Linked DNA regions of Homo sapiens: region 1 is linked to region 2. Evidence: chromatin loops called from intact Hi-C (ENCODE). Cell type or tissue: body of pancreas. All regions are shown on one strand. Each heading gives the region's core, and the rest is flanking DNA. Links, peaks and the distances in the headings are about the cores only. Region 1 overlaps BPIFB4 (BPI fold containing family B member 4). Region 2 overlaps EFCAB8 (EF-hand calcium binding domain 8).

Region 1 (9,717 bases), core at 499-8,498, 190 kb after region 2:
CCAATATCCATGGTATCAAAACTCCCATCATGGACAGCTTCAAGTTACCAACATGACGTCAGTGGATGCAGAGTTGGGAAGAGATGTGTGAAATCTGACCATGTGAGGTGGTATGAGCTGGCTCCTCCAGCACTGGCCTGCATCTGGCCCCTAATTTTGTATGGGGCACGCACACATATGTACTTTCCCTAGGCTTCATGAACACAGATGACTCCACACTTGCTCCAGCAGATACAGAGATGCAGGAGTGCATCCGTGCTCCCGTGTATACAGGCGCCCCTGCGCATGCATATATATTTCCAGCACCTGTGCATGCACACCTAATATATTCATAAACATACATCTGTTGAAGAGATATTCATTGGTCACCCGCTGTATGCCTGAGCTGAGGCTGAGTGAGGCTCTGGGCTGAGTGCTGGAAGTACAGTGATGAACAAGACAAAGTCTCTGCCCTGATGGAGATTAGAATGTTTTGGAGGGGACAGGCCATAAAGAATCACTCAAACAAATATGCAATTCTAAGTCATGAGCACGGTGATCAAGGATCCGAGGCTATCAGAGCCTAAAGCAGGGGGTGTATGATCCACCCAGGGAAGTCAAGGAGGGCTTCCTGGAGGAGGTAACACTTGAGCTGAGAGCTGCCAGATGAGTGGAACTTAACAAAAGAAGAATGTGGGGAAGGGAATATCCTGTGGGAAGGCTCCATGGTGGGGGTAGTGGTGTTGTGGGGAGACTGCAAAGGCCCTGGTGGCTGTGTAGCGGGAAGGTGAGAGACAGAGTGGCTTGGAGGCTGGAGAGGTCTCCTGGAGCAGATCACCTAGCACCTTGTAGACCGTGGAGAGGAGTCTGGTCTTTAGAGGGTAGATATGCATTGTACAGATGCATACATATGCTAGTTCATCACTGCAGGGCTGAGTTTGGAGAGGATCTGTCATACCATGGCTGTAATTGTAAGTGACCATGAAGCAGGAACTGCGAAAGGTTCCACTGCATCATAAACTGGAGGAGAGTGGGGACCATGCATCAAAGAGCCACTCAGACTCAGTGGGTTTAACCAAAAATGGCTGCCTGGAGGCAGATTCAGGGCCTCACTCCAGCCTTCAGTCCCCTTCTTTCCATCTTCTCCCTCCCTGTGACCCCTTTCTTCTCTTCTCCCCCAGACGCTGGTTGGGGAGGCTGGAGGAGGACTCATCGACTACCCATTGGGGTGGCCAGCTGTGTCTCCCAAGCCGATGCCAGAGCTGCCTCCCATGGGTGACAACACCAAGTCCCAGCTGGCCATGTCTGCCAACTTCCTGGGCTCAGTGCTGACTCTACTGCAGAAGCAGCATGCTCTAGACCTGGATATCACCAATGGCATGGTGAGTCACAGCCCCACCAGGGGGAGGTGGCTGGGCAGCAGACAGCTGCCAGTGACCCTTCTCAGTCTCCACAGACTTGGGGAATTTGCTGTGAAGTGAGAACTGCAGATGGTCCACCCCTTGACTCACCTCCAGCTCATGGGTGTGCGTCAATTACGTCAGTACTTGCCAAAGTGGTGCTTGGGAGGATTTCAGGTGGTCCACAGACCAAATCTCACGATGAGAAAGTTGCTCCCTATTCAATTTTATTTAACTTTATTTCAATTGTTTTTTAAAAGCATAACATATATTCACATATATGAACCTCAATATAAATGTTTAGAATGTTTTCATTTGGTAAACACTAATACATAAGTAACAAAATGACACATAACAAAATATCACCCTTAGGCATGCTCCAGTCATTTTCTTTCCAAACTTTTTCTTTTGAAAACTTTCAAGGCTTCAGAAAAGTTGCAAAATGCTACAACTGATGGACATATATCCTTCACTTAGATCCACTAGTTAAAATTTTGCCACAGTTGCTTCATATCTACCTATGCGTCCATTCACCCTCCTACCCACCCACTCCTCCACCCATCAACCCACCTATCCACCCACCCATTCATCCACCCATACATCCATCTATTTATTTATCCATCCACCCATCCACCCACCCTCCCATTCATTTGTATATCCATCTATTTATCCACCAGTCCTTCCATCTATCTATCCAGCCATCCAGCCATCCATCCACCCACCCACCCATCCACCAATCAAACCATCCACCCATTCATCCACCAATTCATCCATCTATCCATCCATCTGTTTATCTATCCATCCACCTATCCACCCACTCACCCACCCATCCACCGTCAACTCATTCATCCATCCACTCATCAACCCACCCATCCTTCCATCAACCCATCCATCTATCCAGCCATCCACCTATCCACTCACCCACCCACCCATCCACCATCAACCCATCCATCCATCTACTCATCAACCCGACCATCCATCCATCAACCCATCCATCTATCCATCCATCCACCTATCCACTCACTCACCCACCCATTTACCCATCAACCCACTCATCCATATCCACTAATCCATCCACCTATCCATCTATCCATTTATCTATCCATCCACCCACCCATCCACCCATCTATCCACCCATTTATGCATTCCTTCACAATTCATCCATCCATCCATCCATCCATCCATCCACCAATCCATCCATCCATTTATATATCCATCCACCCACTCACCCATTATCAATCTATCTGTCTGATCTGTCTGTCTGTCTCTCTGTCTGTCTCCCTGTCTGTCTATCCATCTATCTTATCTGTTTTTGAGCAATTTGAGCTTTCGCAGACATCATGACAATTCATTCCATAAACTTCACTGTATATCTCCTAAGAACAAGACATTCTGCACAAAACCATCATACAAATGATGCCAACACTTGCTTCCATTAAGAGAAAAGTCTCCACTTGGTGTCCGTATATAGTTAGCCCTCTCTTGCACTTGTCGTTGTCCCCTTTTAAACTAAGAGAGAACAGAGCTCATGCCCAAAGCTCTCCACAGACAATGATATCCATGCAGAAGGTAATGGCATTATTTTGTTTTTATTGTATTTGGTTTTACAGTTGCCATCTCTTTGTGTCAAGTGGTACTGGCTTTCCATTTTGAGTATTTGAGGTCTTAAGAAGCAAGCCAATTTAAAAATGCTAAGTAAATAATAGTACAGGTGGTTCAAGGATATGACAGAGGTCATGAATTTAGTGGACACTGAGTTATGCAAATGGACTTGATGCTGGTCTCCTTGTTTTAATAAGGAATGACATTTGTTTCTTTTCTTTTTCTTTCTTTCTTTTTTTTTTTTTTGAGACAGAATCTTGCTCTGTCACCCAGGCTGTAGTGCAGTGTTGTGATGTTGGCTCACTGCAACCTCCATCTCCTGGGTTCAAGCAATTCTCCTGCCTCAGCCTCCCAAGTAGCTGGGATTACAGGCATGTGCCATCATGCCCGGCTAATTTTTGTATTTTTAGTAGAGGCGGGATTTTCACCATGTTGGCCAGGCTGGTCTCAAACTCCTGATCTGAAGTGATCCACCTGCCTCGGCCTCCCAAAGTGCTGGGATTACAGGCATGAGCCACCGTTCTCGCCCAAGAATAACATTTTTAGAGGAGAAATATTCAGGTTTTGCCTGCTGTTCTTTGAAACACTCCTTGGTCAGCTTAAGTCAGCCCAGGTCACTTAACCACAAACTGGCTACGGTGATCTGCGTATGGTGATGATGGCTGGGTAGGCAGGACTTCCCCAGGGGTCTTTCAGGGAGAGAAGACGAAGACGCCCTGCTGGGTGTTGTAAAGCATGTAGGAGTTTAATCACTGTATTAGCAACTCCTGTCTGTACCGATAGCCTCCAGGATTCACGTGGCCCTTCTTCTTGTCCTATAGTTTGAAGAGCTTCCTCCACTTACCACAGCCACACTGGGAGCCCTGATCCCCAAGGTATGTAAGGTGGGCAGGTCCCATTGCCTTCAGCCTCATTCTCTATCTTGTTTGAGAAACTGGATTGGAAGGGAAGATGCTCAGCGCTGGGGTGGGGTGCTCTCCCCCGAACCCCTGCTTGGGAGTGCAGTGACAGTGACAAGGGCTTGCAGGCTAGACCCCCATGGGTGGGGGCGGGGGAAGACACAGAGGGTTGAGGTGGAAAGACCCTGAATTCTATAGGTGGTCCAGCCTGCATAGGCCTAATCCTAGCCTGGCCACTTCCCTTGCTGTGTGACTTTGGAGAAGAGTCTTAACATCTCTGAGCCTTAGCTTCCTCATCTGTCAAAAAAGGCTGCTGATACCTATTCCATAGGTTATCATAGGAAGGTAAATGAGATGATGCATGTAAAGGTGTCAACGCGGGCCAGGCACACTCGGGTGCACAGCTGCTTAGAGGGAAAAGCCAGGCCTTTGGAACAGACAGACATGAGTCAGCACATCCCAGTCATATGACCTTAGATGCACAATTCCTCTCTCTGAGCCTCAGTTTTCTCATCTGGAAAACGGGGTAACCATGCTCACTTCAGAGGGTGGCTGTGGACCTGGAGTCTGCACCAAGGCAAGGAGCAGGCATTTGATCAACATGAACTATTATTGCTGTTGTTAATAATTACACATTACTTCTTTTTTTAAAAAAAAGCAAGTGTGCTTTTGTCCAATTAGTGACCATATAGAGTTGGAACAAAGGCCTTTCCCACCCCAGTTCTGGTCCCATGTCTGGTTCTGGGCCTATTACCTTGCACCTGGAAGCAAAGGGCTCTGTACCTAGTAAGTGTTATGCAGGTGTGAATGATGGCTGCAATCTATAGCCATTTTAGACATTTTTCACCTCTTTTCTGCCTGCCCTGTTTAGTCCTGGGTGGAATTCAAAGGCTCTAGGGGGAGAACAAACTCAACACGTGGTCACTATTGCCCTCATGTGGCTGCAAATTGAACATCGGAAGGATCATTCTCTAGGGTGGTAACAGTGGCAGCTCCAGCCAGCAGGTGGACCCCTCAATCAACTGGACCTTTTATTTACTGGGTCACTTCCTATGTGCACTGCACTTTACAGCTTATGAAATTGTTTTTTAGAGTATACTTTTTCTTTCTTTTTTTGAGACAGAGTCTTGCTGCGTTGCCTAGGCTGGAGTGCAGTGGCACAATCTCAGCTCACTGCAAACTCTGCCTCCCTGGTTCAAGCAATTCCCCTGACTCAGCCTCCTGAGTAGCTGGGACTACAGGCATGCACCACCATGCCTGGCTAATTTTATATTTTGAGTAGAGACAGTATTTCGCCATGTTGACCAGGCTGGTCTCGAACTCCTGACCTCAAGTGATCTGCCCACCTCGGCCTCCCAAAGTGCTGGGAGTACAGGCATGAGCCACAGTGCCCAGTCAGAATATACTTTTTCAATTGGTTCTGATCATTCCCTCTATCCACAGGACCAAAGAGGAGAAGCACACCATTTACAGATGGGGAAACAGAGGCTCAGAGAGGTCACATGATGAGGCAGTAGCAGAGCTGGGGTAGAATAGGGACTGAGTCCTCAGTGGCGCTGGGACTGCAGCAGGGGGGATTCAGGCTGGACCCAGCAATGTGTCCTGGAGACCTGGGCTGCACGGAGTCACCAGGGGAGGGGACTTCTTTCTGTTTCTTTTGAAAGTAATATTGTGGTTTTGCCCATTTCTCTATGGTCAGTTAACATATTTAAGAAGTATATTCCTTAAAGTATGTATTTTTGGTAAGTCAATCATTTGATAAATATGGCAAACTGCCATTTTATGAATTGTCCCTTTAGTAAATTAGCTTTCAGGGAATCAAACTGCAGCAAACAAGCTCAAGTCCCTCCAGCAATCCGGGCTCGGGGGCAGCCTGTGCCTTGCCTGGGACCTCCCTGTGGGATTCCCCAGGCGTGGACTTCTCATTTCAGGAACAGTGTTCAGAGGCATTGGGAGGCTCTGGGCTCTGAGCCCACAGACATGCACTGGAATCTTAACTTTCCTCCTGGCCTTGGACAATTTCCTTGGCATTCCCCTCTGAGGCCCTGTTTTCTCATCTGTAATGTGGAGAAAAAAAAATACCCCATGGGTTGTTGTAATGACTGAATGAAATTAAGACTGTCCATTCAGCACCTGGCCAGCATCTCTGGGAGACCCCATTTCACTCAGTACCAAGTTTTAAGCATTTCCAGGTGTCAGGCATTGAGCCTGAATTTTGCCGGCATGATCACAGTTATTTCTCATAGTAACCCCATGTGCAAGGCTTGGAGAGGGCAGCTCCTTGCCCAGTTCTCACAGTGGGTCATTGGCTTTGCCTGTGGTTTGTTGGACTCAAGCAACATGAGACCCCGGTGCTCTGTGTTTAGAGGTTGGCTGATAACCCCCTGGGTACCTCCTATGCTAAGGGCCCTGTCCATCTGGCCTGGTGCCTGCCCACAGGTGTTCCAGCAGTACCCCGAGTCCTGCCCACTTATCATCAGGATCCAGGTGCTGAACCCACCATCTGTGATGCTGCAGAAGGACAAAGCGCTGGTGAAGGTGTTGGCCACTGCCGAGGTCATGGTCTCCCAGCCCAAAGACCTGGAGACTACCATCTGCCTCATTGACGTGGTGAGTGTCTGGAGGTACTGGTGGCCTCCAGCTGGGCCTCAAGACAGAGCCACATGGTCTCCTGGAGCCCAAAGACCCCTTCAAATCCCCTCAATCTCCACCATCATGACTATGGGCCCAACTTTGGGGCCAGAGGCTCTAACCCAAATCTAGCCTTTACCACTTCCAGCTACATGACTTTGGACAAGTCACTCCCTATCTCTAGACTAGAATCTTAACTCTCTTGCTGGCCTTGCACAATTTGCTTGGCATTTCCTTCTGAGCCCCAGTTTTCTCATCTGTAACATGGAGAAAAAATACCACATGGGGTTGTCGTGATGACTGAATGAAATTAAGACTGATTTTCTCCTCTGCCACAGGGGGATGGCAGTAGGGCATTAGTAAGATGCTCAGAGCAGTGCCTGACATACCCTAAAGGCTGCCAAAGTGTTAGCTGATATTATTCTCACAGGTTGCCTATACCCAGTGTGTGGCCAAGCCAGTCTTGATCATTCATTCAGCAATATTTATTGAGCACCTACTATGTGTTATGCTTTCTACTTGACACTGGGGAAAGGGGAAACGAGACAGATGGTGCCTGCTCTCTTGTACCTGGTACCTAGCAGGGGACAGATACAAATACAACAATTTTCACAATTATTTCATAGAAAGGAATCCTCTTAAAATGTGAACCATGGCCAGGCATGGTGGCTCACACTTGAGAACCCAGCTCTTTGAGAGGCTGAGGTGGGTGGATCACTTGAGGCCAGGATTTCGAGACCAGCCTTGTCAACATGGTGAAACTCTGCCTCTACTAAAAATACAAAAATCAGCTGGATGTGGTGGCACACACCTGTAGTCCCAGCTACTCGGGAGGCTGAGGCACGAGAATCGCTTGAACCTGGGAGGCGGAGGCTGCAGTGAGCCGAGATCGCACCACTGCACTCCAGCCCGGGTGACAGAGCAAGACTCCATCTCAAAAAAAAAAAAAAAAAAATGAACCATGTTTCTCCTCTGCATTCCTTCAATTCTGAAATAAAAGCCCATCTCCTGACAATGGCCCACAAAGTCCTCATGACCATCCCCTCATCACCTCTGAGCTCCTCAGTGTTCCTCCAACATGTCAGGCACTGTCTGACCTCAGGGCCTTTGCAGATGCTGTTCCCTCTGCCTGGGATGCTCTTCCCCCAGGTATCTGCACAGTTACTCCCTTACTTCCTTTTTTTTTTTTTTTCTTTGAGATGGAGTCTCACTCTGTGGTGAGACCCTAGGCTACGGTCTAGCTTAGGGCCCAGCACACAGTAGATGCTCAGTAAACATTGGTCACAGGAATGTGTTAAGCTGTGTTAAATGCCATTTCTCCCTCCATGATTAAGGCTTCAGGCTTTGGAACTCAGACACTTGGGACTCTGGTCCCATCTGCTGTCTTCCTGCTAGTCCCTCCTACTCCCAAAGCTTGAGACCAAATAAGCCACTTCTAGTTGGGAATTAGGTGCTCTAGGCTGGAGCATGCCAAGCCACAGAGTGTGGGGGTTCTTGTGTGGGCCTTATAAGATGGTCGATTAAAGGGTCGATTCTAGCCCACGAGTGGGAATGGCTGTCCCAATCTGTCCTCCATCAATCAGCCTCTACTGTGTGGAGATTTTCCATCAGCAGCTCAGAGGTTTGTGTGAGCCAGCCCAGCACCCTGCAGTGACTCCTGCTGTCCCAGGGATGCAGCCCTGACTCCTCCCCAGCGCACAGCTCTGCCTGGCTTGGTCCCTTTTCACTGCAGCCTCACGAACCCTTTTACCTCCTTGCTCTCTGGCCTCCTCTCTACCTCTCTAATGCCAACCTCTTCCCTGCCTCCTGGCCTTTGCCCATGCCCTCCCCACTGCCTGGATTACTCTCCCACCCTCTTTTCATCTGGCCAAGTCCTACATACCCTTCAGTCCTCAGTCCAAACACCATTTCCCACACCAGCTTACACCCCTGGCACGTGCACCCAGAGCCCCCAGTTCTTCATCAGGCCAGTCATCGTGGTCATTGTTATCTACTAACATCACCTGAATTTCTCAGGAGCTTACTGTTTTTTCATAAAGCCAACTTTTAAATTCAATTTATTTTGGGTGGGAGGCAGGGAAGGAAAAAGGGATTTTCCTACAAAAAGGCCTCTACTTGGAGAGAGAGAGAGAGATGAGCCTGGGCCTTTTATATCCTCTCCTGGGGATGGGACAGTTATGATTGGCAGCGGTGATGCCCAATCTCGTCATCTAAAGTGAGTTTCATAGGCTACGAGCCACTCCCCACCCACTCCGAGGCATTGCAGAGACACCTGGTAAACACCCTCTATAAATCATGGGGATCCTGTGACTGTTGCCTTACTGAGAAGTGTTCACTCAGCCCTTACTGTGACTCACTTGCAAACGATAGTTAATGTTGGCAACTTATTATTCCGAACTCCTTCCCTCCAGAGGTGGTGCAAATCCAGTACATGGTGAGTGTTAACCAGGAGTCTCATGCTTATAAAAGGAGGTCTGACCCAGGCCTCGGGGAACAACCTGCCATCATGCTCAGGGTTAACGAAGCCCTAGCTAGCACTGGGCACACAATGAGCCTTTGGCAAGCACTGGCCAAGACATGAAGGCAGTGACGTCTTTCTCCTTTCCTTTCCCTCCAGGACACAGAATTCTTGGCCTCATTTTCCACAGAAGGAGATAAGCTCATGATTGATGCCAAGCTGGAGAAGTAAGGGGCTATGCTGCCTTGGGGTCCTGACGGTGCTGGTGCTGCTCATGGAGGAGCCACCAGGGAGCGGGTAGAGGTCTCCTGTGTGGCCATCAGGGCTGGGTAAACCCAAGGGGCTGCAAAGGTGACGATGGCTCATGCCTACCATTACCACTGTCACAAGCCAGGCAAGGTGGGTGAAGCCGTGAACTTAGAAAGAAACTACTGCCAAAATCAACAGTCAGTAATAATGATGCTGGGGTGTGGGCACAGTAGCCCATGCCTGTAGTCTCAGTGCTTTGGGAGGCCGAGGCTGGAGGACTGATTGAGGCCAGGAGTTTGAGACCAGACTGAGAAACATAGCAAGACACCATCTCTACAAAAATAGAAAAATTAGCTGGGCATAGGTACACACGTGTAGTCCTAGAAAAAATTAGCCGGGCTTGGTATCCATGTGCCTGTAATCCCAGCTACTCAGGAGGCTGAGGCAGGAGCCCAGGAGCTTGAGGTTGTGGTGAGCTATGATTGTGCCACTGCACTCC
Region 2 (9,717 bases), core at 557-8,556:
GTGTGAAAGCACGTACCTCACTTCCTGAAGGGTTGCATGAGGGAATCCTCTGTGGTATGTGTTCAGTAACTGGCAGCATTGGTTCTTTGCAGATGGTTCCAATCTGTTTCCTTCAGTCTAGATTCCTCTACCCTAGAGTGAAGTTTTTTCTTTTCTTTTGAAAAACTAGTTAGTCACCGGGCGCGGTGGCTCACGCCAGTAATCCCAGCACTTTGGGAAGCCGAGGTGGGTGGATCATGAGGTCAGGAGATCGAGACCATCCTGGCTAACATGGCGAAACCCCGTCTCTACTAAAAATACAATAATAATAATAATAATAATAATAATTAGCCGGGCGTGGTGGTAAGCACCTGTAGTCCCAGCTACTCGGGAGGCTGAGGCAGGAGAATGGTGTGAACCCAGGAGGTGGAGCTTGCAGTGAGCCGAGATTGCGCCACTGCACTCCAGCCTGGGGGACACAGTGAGACTCCGTCTCAAAAAAAAAAAAAAAAAGAAAAACCAATTAATCACACAAGTATGTATTAAATGCATTGTCCATGTAAAAAATGAAAACATTATAAAGAAGGTTGGAGTCCTGAGGGGCCCCCTCCTTATTCAATCGCCATTCCCTGACCCAGTTATCAAAAGCCACCACTTCTGGTTTTTTTTCTTTTTTTCTTTTTGTGACAGAGTTTCACTCTTGTTGCCCAGGCTGGAGTGTAATGGTGCGATCTCGGCTCGCCACAACCTCTGCCTCCCGGGTTCAAGTGATTCTCCTGCCTCAGCCTCCCGAGTACCTGGGATTACAGGCACGCACCACCATGCTCGGCTAATTTTGTATTTTTAGTAGAGACGGGGTTTCTCTGTGTTGGTCAGGCTGGTCTCGAACTCCTGATCTCAGGTTATCAGCCCGCCTCGGCCTCCCAAAGTGCTGGGATTGCAGGCACGAGCCACCGCGCCTGGCCCACTTCTGTTCTTTTACTGTGTGGCTTCTACTGTGCCGTTTACTGTGGATAAACTGGTAGGTATGTTCTCTCGCGGAGTCTTCCTGCTGGGTGGCTCTTGCCCCTGCAGTTTTCCTCCGGCCCCTAGTCTTTACCTTGAGCCTTTGGGGCTCTGACATTTTGCTTCTGCACAGGCTGAAGATTGAGCCCCAGGAGAGTCTTTTTGGGGGAACAGCAGGAGATTTAAGGCCTGTATTGGGGAGAGACTGGGTGAGGCCAGGGTGGGGTTGGGGCAGAAACAGAGGGCCATTTAGACCCATGTCTGTCCCTTTCTGTCCTGGTTGTTTTTCAGGGGAAATTTCAATCCTGAGATGATAAGGCTAATTTCGTCCAACTCCTCATTTTACAGATGGGAAACCCGAAGCTTAGGGAGGGGAAGTGACTGTCTTAGAGCAGACACTTGAGCTGGAGTTTTATCTTGGGCCTCATTATATGTCCAGTGCCTTTTTTTGTTTTGTTTTGTTTTTGAGACGGAATCTTGTTGTGTCACCAGGCTGGAGTGCAGTGGCGCAATCTCGGCTCACTGTAACCTCCGCCTTCCAGGTTCAAGTGACTCTCCTGCCTCAGCCTCCCTAGTAGCTGGGACTACAGGCACGTGCCCCCGTGCTCAGCTAATTTTTGTATTTTTATTTTTCATTTTTTAATTTTTATTATTTTTATTTTTTGTTTTTTTGTGACGGAGTCTCACTGTGTTGCCAAGCTGGAGTGCAGTGGCACAATCTCGGCTCACTGCAACCTCCGCCTCTCGGGTTCAAGCAGTTCCCCTGCCTCAGCCTCCCAGGTAGTTGGGACTACAGGTGTGCGCCACCATGCCCGGTTAATTTTTTTTCATATTTTAGTAGAGACGGGGTTTCACCATGTTGTCCAGGATGGTCTCGATCTCCCAACCTTGTGATCCACCCACCTTGGCCTCCCAAAGTACTGGGATTACAGGCGTGAGCCACCATGCCCGGCTTAATTTTTGTATTTTTAGTAGAGATGGGGTTTCACCATGTTGGCCAGGATGGTCTCGATCTCTTGACCTCGTGATCCGCCCACCTCGGCCTCCCAAAGTGCTGGGATTACAGGCATGAGCCACCGCGCCCGGCCGTCCAGTGCCTTTTTAACCAAACAGTGCACTGTGTACATTTCTAGACAAGTCCTGGAGCTCCCTGCAGGCCGGAAAAAGGGGCCTCCGGGAATGTCTGACGTGAAGGGGAAGTTTCAGTCTTGGGTTCAGTGCTTTGAATGGGGCCGTGTGGCAGAAGTTTGCTTGGAGCTGTTTGCTGAGGCTATCTGTCTGCATTGGTGGTGGTATCACTTAGTGTATATTGGGGTGTCCAATCTTTTGGCTTCCCTGGGCCACATAGGAAGAAGAAGAATTGTCTTGAGTCACACATAAAATACACTGACACTAACAATAGCTGATGAGCTAAATAAAAATCACAAAAAAGTCTCATAATGTTATAAGAAAGTTTATGAATTTGTGTTGGGCCACATTCAGAGCTGTCCTGGGTTGTATGAGGCCCATGGGCTGTGAGTTGGACAAGCTTGGTGTATAAGATATGTGTTTCATTCAGATCTTGTTTTATTGAGTCCTGATGGCAGGAGGATATCAGGGGGTCACCTCACCAGGGCCAGGAGGGCCTCTGTGGGCCGGGCCTGCTGCCTTCCTGACCTCATTGCCTCCACCTGCCCACTCAGCTCCACTGGCCTTCAGGCTCAGGCGTGCTCCTGCGCCAGGGCCTTTGCACAGCTCCGCTGTCTGTGGTATGCTCTTGTTATTGATTGACTGATTGATTGATTGATTGATTGAGACAGAGTCTTGCTGCAGTGCCCAGGCTGGAGTGCGGTGGTGTAATCTTAGCTCACTGCAACCTCCACCTCCCGGGTTCAAGCGATTCTCCTGCCTCAGCCTCCCAAGTAGCTGGGATTACAGGCACGCGCCATCATGCCCGGCTAATATTTGCATTTTTAGTAGAGACGGGGTTTCACCATGTTGGCCAGGATGGTCTTCATCTCTTGACCTCATGATTCGCCCGCCTCGGCCTCCCAAAGTGCTGGGATTACAGGCGTGAGCCACCGCTCCTGGCCTTGTTTTTTAAATTAATTAATTTTAAATTAATATTTTCATTATAAAATGTTTCAAACACACACAAAAATAGATAAAATGGTATAATTCTTCCATATCACCTAGTAGCTAGTCCACGTTAATATTTCTCTAAGTACCTCAGAGTATCTTCTTACAATATTTGGAACTAGATATAAGCACGGTTCTGGGATGGTTTTGAGCAGAGAACTGGTGTGGTCTGGCTTATATGTTGCAGGTGGAGTGTCCATGGGCAGGGGTGGTGGTGAACACACCAGTGAGGAGGCCATTGCAATAGTTGAGGCTGCATAGGATGGTGGCCTGGAGCTGGGCTGTGTTGTGGGATGGAGGGACTGGAGATGTATTTTTGGGGTAGGGTAGAGAATATATTTACACACACAAACACAGAGACACATGTTCCCTTCCTTCAGCCTGGGTGACAGAGCAAGACCCTGTCTTCAAAAAAAACAAAAGACTCCATTCAGGTCAGACACGGTGGCTCACTTCTGTAATCCTAGCACTTAGGGAGGCCAAGGCAGGAGGATCCCTTGAGGCCAGGAGTTCAAGACCGGCCTGGGCAATACAGCAAGATCCCATCTACACAAAATATTTAAAAATTAGCTGGGAGTGTTGGCACACCCCATGCATTCTTGTCTGCATGCAGTGCAATGTACAGGCCGGCAGGTGGCACAATTGACCACTTGCTGGTCTCCCGTTTTGGCGATGCCATCTTAGGGCATATCCTCTGCGGGTGGGGCCTGGCATTGGCACCCCAACCTCTGCCTCTGGAGTCAGCCTCAGCCTCCAAGGCAGTGTGGGCCTGAGGGTCTGGCTTCCTTGCAGCCAGCCTCACCTGAGTTCTCAGATGGTTCGAGCCAGGAGCAAATCTGACGGAGCGGGTGTGGTAGCAGGAGCCGGTGCTGAGTGTGTGGACTGACCCCCGGCGTCTCCCCGACTGTCCCCTCTTCCTTCACTTCTGCCACCACCACCTAGTTGAAGCCACCGTCATCTCCCACCTGAACTGCTTGCCCTGGCCCTCTTAGCAGCCTCACCGTGTCCCCTCAGGCCACATTTCCTGACCCACGGCCATCAACAAATCTGATCCAGCCAGGGCCCTGTATGGAGCCTTCAACGGCTCCTGGCCAGGGCTGTGGATTGGGCCCTGCCCATCTCGCCCATGTCCTCTCATGCCCTCTCCTCCTGGCCCACCTGGTGCCCACCACACCGGCCTTGCATAGGCTGCTCCCTCCGGCTGAAGCCTCACCCCTCCCCTGGGCTCCCCGGGGCTGACTCCTTCTCACCCTTCAGGTCTCCGCTGCCCTGGACCCTCCTCAGAGAGGCCGGCAGAAGTGAGCCTCCTTCTGTTGTCCTCCGTCAAAGCCATGTGCTTATGTCCCTTGCAGGACTCGCCATGATTTGTAAATGTCCATCTCCCTTCTGTGTGTCCACTTCCTCCTGTTGTTTCCCTCTAGAAGGAAAACCCCCTATGGCAGAAGCCTCGTGTCTGTGCCCCTGGTAATCCTGGCAGGAGTAGGAGCCAGGAAATCTTTGTTGATCAATACGTGAAATCGGCCTGAAATAATTTCTACTAACATTTTGGTGACCATTCTTCCAGAACATTTTTCGGCAGCACATATACGTGTGGAGGGAGGAATATCTGGTTTGGCAATAAATGAAATATGTGTACTGCCATCTGTTCTCTTTGAAGCTTTGATTTTTAGAGGAATCCTTGTGTCTCTGGACAGATGATTTAAAGGGGAGCAAGGCTGGAGATGAAGGAACTGGCTGGGAGGCTGATACGGCAAAGTCAGGGGCCTGGGCTAGCAGTGGCCATGGGAGTGGAGGGAAGTAGGCAAGGAGGACTTGGGGCCAGGCTGGATAATGGGAGCCACAGTGTTGTCCAGGTTGATGCCCAGGCACCTGGCTTAGGCCCCCCGGGAGTGGTGGAGGAGCCGGGTCAGGGGTGACTTCAGTGGAGGGCATACTGTGTCAGGGGGTCGGGTGCCCTACTACAGATGCCTTTGAATGGATTTTTTGGGTTTTTTTTTTCTGAGGCAGGGTGTCGTTCTGTTGCCCAGGCTGGAGCTCACTGTAACCTCAAACTCCCAGGCTCAAGTGATCCTCCTGCCTCACTTTCCTAAGTAGCTGGGACTGCAGGTGCACCACCATGCCCAGCTAATTTTTAATTTTTTTGTACAGATGGGATCTTGCTGTGTTGCCCAGGCTGGTCTTGAACTCCTGGCCTCAAGGGATCCTCCTGCCTCGACCTGCCAAAGTGCTGGGATTACAGGCGTGAGCCACTGTGTCTGGCCTGAATAGAGTCTTTTTGTTTTTTTCGTGGACAGGTTCTTGCTCTGTCCCCCAGGCTGGAGTGCAGTGGCATGATCACAGCTCACTGCAGCCTCAACCTCCTGGGTTCTAGCAATCCTCCCACCTCAGCCTTGCAAGTATTTGGGACTGCAGGTGCACCATCACGCCCAGCTAATTTTTGTTTTTTTTGTACAGATGGGATCTTGCTGTGTTGCCCAGGCTGGTCTTGAACTCCTGGCCTCAAGGGATCCTCCTGCCTGTGCCTGCCAAAGTGCTGGGATTGCAGGTGTGAGCCACCACACCTGAATGGAGCTTTTTTTTTTTTTTTTTTTTTAAGGCGGTGGCGGGGTGGGGGTACTGAGTCTTTCTCTGTCACCCAGGCTGGGAGTGCAGTGGTACAATCTTGGCTCACTGCAACCTCCACCTCCCAGGTCCAGGTGATTCTCCTGCGTCAGCCTCCTGAGTAGCTGGGATTACAGGCACATACCACTATGCCTGGCTAATTTTTGTATTTTTAGTAGAGGCGAGGTTTTACCCTGTTGGCCAGGCTGGTCTGGAACTCCTGACCTCAGGTGATCCGGCCGCCTTGGTCTCCCAAAGTGCTGGGATTACAGGCGTGAGCTACTGTGCCTGGCCAGAATGGAGTTTTGAAGAGTGTAGTAGAAGGAGCTGGCGGGGCAGGATGTTGTGGATGAGAGGCATGGGCATAGGCACAGAGCATCTGCGGTTCTTAGGCCTGTGAGGGCTGCAGGGCCCTGGCCTTCCTGGAACTCCTGTCTGGGCCTCTCCAGCCCTCTGAGCCTCACCCGGCCCTAATGAGCCTCTCCTCTCCTGGATCGCTGCTTACTGAGCTTCCTGCCACCTCCTGCCATATCCACCCTAGGTCTGAATCCTGACCCCTGTGCGGGAGGAGTAATATTTTTTCTTCACCCATTGTAAGGTTTATGGCTGAGACCCTGATAACAAAAGGCAGATGAACAAGAGAAAAGCATGCACATTTAAGTTTCATGTGACATGGGAGCCTTCAGAAAAAAACCCAAAGAGACAGGGACGCCTGTGTAGTTTCATGTGAAGTTTGATGAAGAATGGACGGTCATGCAGGACGACTGGACTAGTACCATCTGATGGCAGTAAACTGTTTGTCCAGATCCCCCTCTGTGTCCCTGTGTCTTCAGAAATAAGGACATTGGGGCTGGGTTTGGTGGCTCATGCCTGTAATCCCAGCACTTTGGGAGGCCATGGGTGGCTCACCTGAGGTCAGGAGTTCCAGACCAGCCTGGCCAACATGGTAAAAGCCCATCTCTTCTAAAAATACAAAAATTAGCCAGGCGTGGTGGTGTGTACCTGTAATCCCAGCTACTCTGGAGGCTGAAGCAGGAGAATCACTTGAACCTGGGAGGTGGAGGTTGCAGTGAGCCAAGATCGCACCACTGCACTCCAGCCTGGGCGACAGAGTGAGACTCCATCTCAAAAAAAAAAAAAAGGACATTCCTTTCCCCTAGGTATAGGTATAGAGTGGGCACCTATGGAATCAGTGTTCTATGACCTGCTTCAGGGAGAAGGCTAGGGGAAGGCAAGCGTGGCCCTCCTGCTGCTTCTGCTGTTGTCTCAAATGCCAAGATGCCATATTTTGGGGTAGCATGTCCTAAACCCCATAACCCCCATTGTTTGCAACCTGTGTGACCTTGGGGAAGCTCCTTGACTTTTCCTTTTGGTGTCTCTATCCCTAGCGCAGGGCAGTTCTATTCTTGGGCATTGTATGAGATGTCCAGATGATGCAGGAGACAGCACCCTGCATGGGGACCACACGTAGCCAGGGTGGGGCACCCGGGAGCTTCCTTTCTGTCCCTCCCTTGGAACCCCGCTTTTTTCTTGATTTGTATCATGGATGGGAAGATGCCTGTCCCAGTACAGTTGATGTGAAAATCAAATTTGCCCTTGGAATGAGGCCAAATGCTTTACAAATGTCAGGAGTCGCTCCTGCCTGGGAGCTGTCTCTACCTGGAAGGTGGCATCTGGCCTGTGGGCTGTTGGTTTGGGGCCAGGACTGGGCTGCTGCTTTGCCTGTGGTGCTGAGCCCTGACTTGGCTGCAGGGTGAACCCTGGGTGGTCTCTGGGGCTACTCCTCTCCTAGGATGGAGAGGTAGTGACTCCTCCCTAGGCCTCCTGGGAGGCTCTGCCTCTAGCTCCTCCCACCCCAGGCTCAGTCTCAGACGCTCTCTTGGGGCCACTGCTCCCGGCCCTGCAGCCCTCACTCCTTTGATATTGTAGGTTGTCAGTGCTGCGTTTAAGGAAAGGGATTCTTTGCTTTGATTACTGCCCAGACAGGAACTTCCTGGGTAAGTCACCTTCATGTCACCCAGAAGCTGCTGGGGGGAGGGCTGCTGGGGATGGGGGGACCACCAGAGCTCAGGAGAGGGCTGCACAGCATCTGGCCTCTGTCTGGCTTCCTCTCCTGCTGCTCTTGTCCCCACTTCTGGGCACCACCTTCACCAGTGGGTGAAGGTCCCCAGTGGAGGCCCCTGGGACTGACACCCACGTCTTGACCACAGTGACTGGTGGCTACGATGCCTTCATCCGCCTGTGGAACCCCTTTGTCTCAAAGAGGCCCGTGTGGCTGATGAAGGGACACCAGACCTCAGTGACGCACATCCTTGTGGATAGCAGGAACAACAGCATCCTCATCAGTGTCTCCAAGGACAAGGTCCGCCCCGACGGTCCGCCTGACTCCTTCTGTTCCTCAGGGAAACACACTGGCCAGAGAAATGGCATGACCTCCCTGCCCACGGCCCCACATCTGGCCAAAGGCCTAGCAGGAGGGGCCCCGGGTGGGAGGAAGGTGAGGGTGGCCATGGACCTCTGAGCATGTCCCCAGAGCTGGGTTCCCAGGTAGCCCAGCCTGGCTTCTAACTTTGTGACCCTGGCAAGTCCTTCCCTTTTCTGAGCCTCAGTCCTCAGTCTCCCTATCCATAGAATGGGCTGTTGAGTGGTTTAGAGAACCAGCAGCAAAACAGCAGTGCAGTGTCTGGCACAGGGGAGTTGTGCAATGCATGGCAGCCGTTCCCCTGCGCTGCCCCTGCCCTCGATCTGCACCTCTCAGTTGCTCTAGTGACCCCTCCTCGGCTGCCTGGCCATGAGGGCTGGGCTTGGCCTTTCCCACATGCCAGGGCTCCCACTTGGGACCCGCCACTGTGCTCCTCTGCAGCTGTAGGCTCAGGATACTGCCCCGTCTGCTGGGCTGTGGGCCCACAGTGCTGGGGGCCCTCCTTTAGGGGACAGGTTACGTTTTCTGGAACTCTGGAGATGGAGAATTGTCAGGGCCCTCAGGGTCACCTGGAGCACCCTCTCCAACATATCCACACACCCTCCTGTCTGGAATTTTCCCAGAAGCCCTGGGAGCTGGGATCATCGCCTCTGATGAAGGGTCTGAGTCTGGGGCATGGGGACAGGGACAGTCTCGCTGAGGTCCCCAGTCGGCCATGGGCAGAGGATGCCTCCAAGAAGTCAGGGTCTTGGAGGGACTTCTGTGGGGCCCTCTAGGGAAAGTTCCTCCACCTGGGAGGAATGGGAGGGGCCCCTCTGGGGACAGGCAGGCCACTGTGGCAACTATGTTGGTAGCCACTACCGGACTGTGTCCCAGGCTGGAGTGGCAGCAAGGGAGGGCCTGGGGCCAGCATGTGCTGCCTGGCTTGGCTTTTGTACCCAGCCAGTGAATTCAGCTGCTCCAACAGGGTGGAGGCCTGGGGGCAGGCTGGGGGTGGAGCTGTGCCCGGCCCTCACTCACTGTGTACCTGGGTTATCTGAGCACAAGAGTAGCCTCTCTGCTGCTGGGTGTGACGGTGCCAACACCATGTGTGTGTGTTAGAAGTGCTTGGACGGACGATGTGCCCTGGCCTTGTTCGCCGGAGGCACCCCCGAGGCTTCAGGAGCCGGCTACATCCCCGAGACCCATGCTCAGCGTCTTGCCTTTTTCCCATCCCCCAGAATATTCGCGTGTGGGACATGCTGGACTACATATGCCTCCAGTCCTTCTGTGGGAAGTTTTTTGCTCTGGGAAACTGCCCCATCACCAGTGCCTACTTCTTCGAGAAGGACAATACCCTCATCTGCAGCACCTACTCAGTGAGTGCTGTCCCAGGAGGGAGTGGGGTCAAGGCCGCAGGTGGAGGGCCAGGGTCTGAATCCCATGGGACACCCAAGGGGTGGCCACGTCCTGTCCCTCCTGGGACTGCTGAAGCGGCTAGACTCTGTGGCCTGGCCTGTGAGGGGCCGTGTCTTGGGATTTCCTGAAATCCTGTTTCTAGGCCCCCAGCCTGTCACCCTCTCTGCAGCTGCTGCTGCTGTCTGCACTGTCCC

Evidence for each region. A loop is a pair of places that touch in the nucleus more often than their neighbours do. Peaks named below come from ENCODE experiments on the same cell type or tissue, not always from the same donor. Only the 100,000 strongest peaks of a DNase experiment are listed, where the experiment ranks them.
Region 1: a loop joins it to region 2, with 2.4 times the contacts of the local background. A loop is called at or near these places in 71 of 110 quality-filtered maps.

The regions. Positions count from the first base shown.
Region 1 is chr20:33,091,298-33,101,014 of GRCh38, forward strand. BPIFB4 (BPI fold containing family B member 4) reads left to right here. Exons shown (of 18, transcript NM_182519.3): 11 at 1,161-1,361; 12 at 3,803-3,856; 13 at 6,320-6,490; 14 at 9,129-9,196. Among named protein-coding and RNA genes, the nearest start is that of BPIFB4, 17 kb to the left of the region's middle. In body of pancreas, for the core only: a CTCF peak has its summit at 4,858; a DNase peak (open chromatin) is centred at 4,864.
Region 2 is chr20:32,898,930-32,908,646 of GRCh38, forward strand. It overlaps EFCAB8 (EF-hand calcium binding domain 8), which reads left to right. Exons shown (of 27, transcript NM_001143967.2): 12 at 7,633-7,700; 13 at 7,914-8,065; 14 at 9,346-9,483. Among named protein-coding and RNA genes, the nearest start is that of EFCAB8, 45 kb to the left of the region's middle. RefSeq lists an enhancer at 7,816-8,316. In body of pancreas, for the core only: a CTCF peak has its summit at 3,736 (motif pointing right); a DNase peak (open chromatin) is centred at 3,742.